Regions from separate parts of the Homo sapiens genome. Here region 2 is linked to region 1. Evidence: read pairs that join two places in POLR2A ChIA-PET (ENCODE). Cell type or tissue: MCF 10A. All regions are shown on one strand. Region 1 overlaps ZBTB16 (zinc finger and BTB domain containing 16). Region 2 overlaps ZBTB16 (zinc finger and BTB domain containing 16).

The links. ChIA-PET counts read pairs that join two places held together with the same protein. Peaks named below come from ENCODE experiments on the same cell type or tissue, not always from the same donor. Only the 100,000 strongest peaks of a DNase experiment are listed, where the experiment ranks them.
Region 2: POLR2A ChIA-PET joins it to region 1 with 13 read pairs; 6 of 35 experiments call an interaction of 5 or more read pairs at or near these places.

What each region holds. Positions count from the first base shown.
Region 1 is chr11:114,153,699-114,156,198 of GRCh38, forward strand. All of the region lies in intron 2 of ZBTB16 (zinc finger and BTB domain containing 16), which reads left to right. Among named protein-coding and RNA genes, the nearest start is that of ZBTB16, 95 kb to the left of the region's middle. In MCF 10A, no CTCF peak of the experiment used is centred here; a DNase peak (open chromatin) is centred at 1,033.
Region 2 is chr11:114,080,626-114,083,125 of GRCh38, forward strand. All of the region lies in intron 2 of ZBTB16 (zinc finger and BTB domain containing 16), which reads left to right. Among named protein-coding and RNA genes, the nearest start is that of ZBTB16, 22 kb to the left of the region's middle. In MCF 10A, no CTCF peak of the experiment used is centred here; DNase peaks (open chromatin) are centred at 1,186 and 1,856.

The DNA of each region.
Region 1 (2,500 bases):
CCGTAAGAAGTGGGACGTGGCTCAGGGAGAATAATAGTGCCCCTTAGAGGACCACCTGGTAGGCTAGGTAAAAGGATATGGGTAAGACTTTTGAATGATAAAATTTTGTCTCTATTCAAAATATTTGATGTGATCTTCATCACTTTATAGGTGATCAAACACAGAGAGATTGTGATAGCATGACTTGTCCAAGGTTAATGGCCGAGTCAGGTGGGAGGATGCAGGTCTTCTGGCTGCTGGCTGGGCATTCTTCTTTGTACCCTGCCACCTCTGTAGTAAAAGGGCAAGTGCCTGTCATCTTTCACACCAAGCCAATCCAGTTGGCCACGATAAGCCACTTCCACCAACTGCCAAGCAAATCCATTCATACCTAGAGAAAAGGCAGTGGTGTTACCCAAACCAAGAGTGTTTATCATGGTGAGGGATTTGATTTGGAACCCTCATGGAGAAGAGATGGGAGCCCCAGAGGGGAGTTTAGCCTGGTGGTGGCTCCCAAATCTGAAGACCGGTCACTCTAGTGTCCCTTTGGAAAATAAATCCAAATGGGTGTTCGTCCTCCTATTCCTCTTGACAGCCACCCTTCAGAAGTGGGCACTCCAGGAGCTAACAAACCCCTGGTGAAGAAAAGGATGAAAATAAACTGAAACCCTTATGTTGCCATCCACCAGATTTTGCCATGACTGTGTGCGAGTTCACCTGCCAAACCCCTTATGAATAGAGCCTTTGCCACTCTATAGAAGAACATCTCTTAGAACAGCAAGTATCTATCATGCCCGGGCAAGTGACAGGAATACTCCACCATCGTGTGTGTTTGCATGCACTCACATACCCCTAGGTATGTAGTTTAAAAGATACTTTGTCCAAAATGCTATTAGGACATGTCCCAGTGCCCAACATTGTGAAATCTATTTAGAGTTAAGAATGTTCAGTTAAAATGTTCTGTACTGTTAATATTTCTCAATTTGGGTGGATCAGCATGGCAAGGAGCAAGAGAACATGGGGGGGTGGTACCCCTACAGTGTCATAGATAAGGGTGTGTGTGTGTGTGTATGTTTGTGATTGAGAAATCATTTGTCTTTGGCAAGTGGGGAAAGGGAAAGCATGCAAACAAAACAATGTGATTGAGAAAGAGCTCTGCTGAGAGAACTTTGTGTGATCCCTATCAGAAGGCCGTACACAGTGGATACCATATGCTGGTCCTCATGCTGTGGGAGCCCATTGACTGTGGCTCTAGGGAGGCTCACCTGGGTCCACCACATGGTCTTGACACACTGCTGGGTTCTCATTCTGGGACTTGGAAGGGTGGGTGGCTCGGTTTTGCTACCATCTAGATACTGCCAGCTTGAGTGTGTAATACTCCCTCTCCCCACCTGCAGTTTTATCTGTTGTCAGTACCAGCTCTCCAGCCTTTTACTATGGTCTTAACACATCAACATTTTGATGGAGATAGAGGGCCTTGTTTTCCCTTCTGCCTGCCCCACCGCCCACAGATCCGGCTTCTGGCTGCCACGCCTGCCCTGTCCTGAGGGCCAAGGCCCCTGGGGACGTTGCAGGGATGGCGCAGAGACTGGGGCGGAGGTGGAGGCCAGATCCTGGATCCGGCAATAGCATGTATGGGCCTGACAACAGGAGTGTGGGTGGGCGGCAGCTTGGAGCCTCTCCCCAGTGCTCGGCTCCCTGCTAGCGCACCCGGTTCCCTGCATCTTACCAGCTCCCGTGCTGGCTCGTGACTGAGCTAGGGGTCTGGTGGGAGAGGCCCCGGGTTGGGGGTTGGGAGTTGGGATGGGAGCACTGCTGTAGGTTGGGCCTGTGACCGGTTGTTACTGGGACCTTGGTCTTCCCAGGGGTGATAACATGGGCCTAGCCCACCTCACAGAATCACAGTAATGGCAAAATGAGAGCATGTGTATGAAGAGCTGCAGATGACTATGACCACCCTACATTTATAGAATGATGTTATCCAGTTTCTTGAAACTCTGCTTTCTGTTGGGGCAAGACAGAGGGAAGACACTTCTAAAGCTGGGCCTTAGGGGAAAGGTGTGCATGTTGGGGTGGGTCATTGCAGTCCTAAGAACATCTGGATGCCAGAGAAGTATCTTATGTCTATAAGGGCATCAATTTATTCACAGGCTTATTCAGAGCCTCCTTTGTGTCAGTCACTGTAGTGGAAGTTGGAGGTAGGAGAGAGAAAAGATACAGGTGTAGCCCTCCTGGGTCCCATGGGCTCGTTCACAGTCACCACCCGGGAAAGGCAGTGCTACACAGAGGTGAGCAGAGGCTGTGGGCCTCCTGTGAGGTCTGTGCTAGTTTGACAGTGAGCATTATGTCTGTCTGACTGTCCTGGGTGTTGCATCCTTCCTCCCTCTGGAATTGGATCTGATTTTTTTTCTTGGTCCATGTGTCAGTGGTAAAGCCCGTGGACAAGACCAGGAATGGGTGCTTCACTGGCTGCAGTCCCTGGGCAGAGGGCGTGATTTACGCTGTCTGAGGATCCAGGGAT
Region 2 (2,500 bases), 73 kb before region 1:
TGGATCTGTGAAAGCATACATATGTGGGAAAAAATTCAGGTTTAACTAGAGGGAAGTTATTTATTGAAAATCCATTTCAGTATCTGCTTTCTCCCTTCTATTTACTTCAGATCCATATTCATATCATGCTTGTTGTTCTGGCTAACGAGAGGGACTGGCTTATTCACTAGCTAAGGTTTGTTTATTTTCGGAAGGTTGAGGAATAGCACAGAGAGGTTGTCTAAGTGTCCCTGTCTCCATTCCTCCTCTTGCCACCTGTTGAGGAAGGCACTCTCCACCTGCTTTGCAGGCGTGGGCTCTCAATGTGTCCAAGAATCACAGTCAGAGCTGAAGGGCCCTTGGAATCATTTATTGCAGCATGCTCATTTGGGAGGAGTAAGTGGAGGTCCAGAGAGGTTCTGTGATTTTCCCTAGGTCACACAGCAAGCTAGAGGCAAAACCAGGACCCTCACTCCCAGCCCACTTTAATTCTTCCTTCACAAGCCTGCCTGTGACTGCCCAGGTCTGTTCTCTGCTTCTACCAAGGGGTAGGCAAGACTAGAATCTGACTTGAGAGCAGTTTCAGATCTTTGTCTGTGAGGGATGCTGGGGGGTTTCTGGCATGGTGACTTGCCTCCTGGGACACTCATTAACCTCTCTGCTGCTGAGCCTGAGCAGACTAATGTACATCAACTCCTTAGGATTTACAGACAATGCCCTATGTTGGGGGTTTTGAGACCCAAAGATTGCTAAGACATGGGACTTTTCCTTGAAGAGCTTATACTTTGAGTTAAAATATGTATGTTGATATCTATGACAGAGAATAGGAAATGGAAAGACTATGATATATATATTCAGAGTTGAAATGACTTCTGTCTGGAGTGATTCATTTTAAATTTTAAAACCTTGTTGAGCACTTACTGTCTGCTGGGCACCTGGGTAGGCCCTGGGAATACTGTGATGAGCAAGATAGACAAGACGTCTACCCTCCTGGGGCTTTCCTAATGGGGAAGAAAGATCCTTACTTAGCTAGCAGTCCTGTCCGTAACTGTGTAAGGGTGATTTTGATACATGTTGGGAGCCTGGATGAAGTAGCACATGAGTAGGATATTAAAGGATAAGTAGGTTTTGAAGACGGGGACAGAAAGAAGGAAAATTGTGGTCAGGGCCAGGGGAGAAAACAAGGAGTAACTTTCTTTGGCAGGAATGAGGGTGATTCATGCTGGAATGGTAGGCTGGGGTCAGACTGTGGTGCTATAAATGCGTGGAGAGAGATTAGAGAAGGCAGCATGAAGAATGGAGAGAAAATGAGTTTGAAGTTGAGCAGACCCGGGTTCAGATTTTCATGCTGCCACTTGCAAACTGTGTGATGTTGGCCATCAAGGACTGTGAACTGGCTGGGTGCAGTGGCTCACACCTGTCATCCCAGTGCTTTGGGAGGCCAAGGCAGGAGGATTGCGTGAGGCCAGAAGTTTGAGACTGGCTTGGGCAATATAGCGAGACGATCTTTACAAAAAAAAAAAAAAAATTAAAAATGCAGCTGTGCATGCCCATAATCCCAGCTTCTCGGGTGGCTGAAGAGGGAGGATGGCTTGAACTTATAAGTTCAAGGCTGTGGTGAGCTATGATCACGCCACTGCACTCCAGCCTGGGCAACAAAGTGAGACCCTATCTCTATTTCAACACAACAACAACAACAACAGCAACACACACCATGAACTGTAGCTTCTTCATTCCTACAGTGCAGTTATTGTGTGGGATAGCCTGAGGATTTGGGGTAGTGTACTTAACACACTCTGCACAGTGCCTGTAACAGTGTAGTTGCTCAATAAATATAACTGCTGTTTGTTTTAACTGCTGTTTCTTTTTGGACTTTATCCCGGGAGAGTTGGAGCCTTGGAAGGCATTTGAAAAGGAGAGTGACGTGACTGGAGTGCTCCATACTGATGTGACATCCACTAGGCATGTGTCTGACTGCCCCCTGCTCCTTCCCTGCCTTCACGAGCCTGTCTGAAAAGGAGTTTAGTGCGTGATCATCAGCTCCTAAGGAGACCTCTCCCCTGTATCTTGTACCTGGCACTCTACCAAGATTTGATGAGAGGACATGAAATGGACCCTTGCCACCTCTCGGTGGGCGGGGAAGCTGGGAGAGGGGCCTGGGGAGAGGGGGTCTTCAGCTGTCAGGATCAAAGGAAGTGACACTCTGAAGCTGGTCTGCCGGACTGTTACCCGTCTCTCTAACTCTCTTTTAATAGAAACCCAGTCTCCCCTCTTGCCTCCCTGATAGTGAACAGCGACGCTATCTCCCGCGGGCCAGTCTCGGCTGTGGTCGTAGCACTACGCAATGTCTGCAAACCGACAGTGGCATGGGGAGATAAGGGCCCCAACGTTGTGTAACGAGGGGCATGGGCTGTTTGCCCGAGTGGCTCCTGGCCCCTGGGTAACTGCTAACCTCAACGGAGGAGCGGGCCGGCCTTGGAAACGCCGTTCCAGGGCCCCTCGCTGGTTCCACGGATGCCTT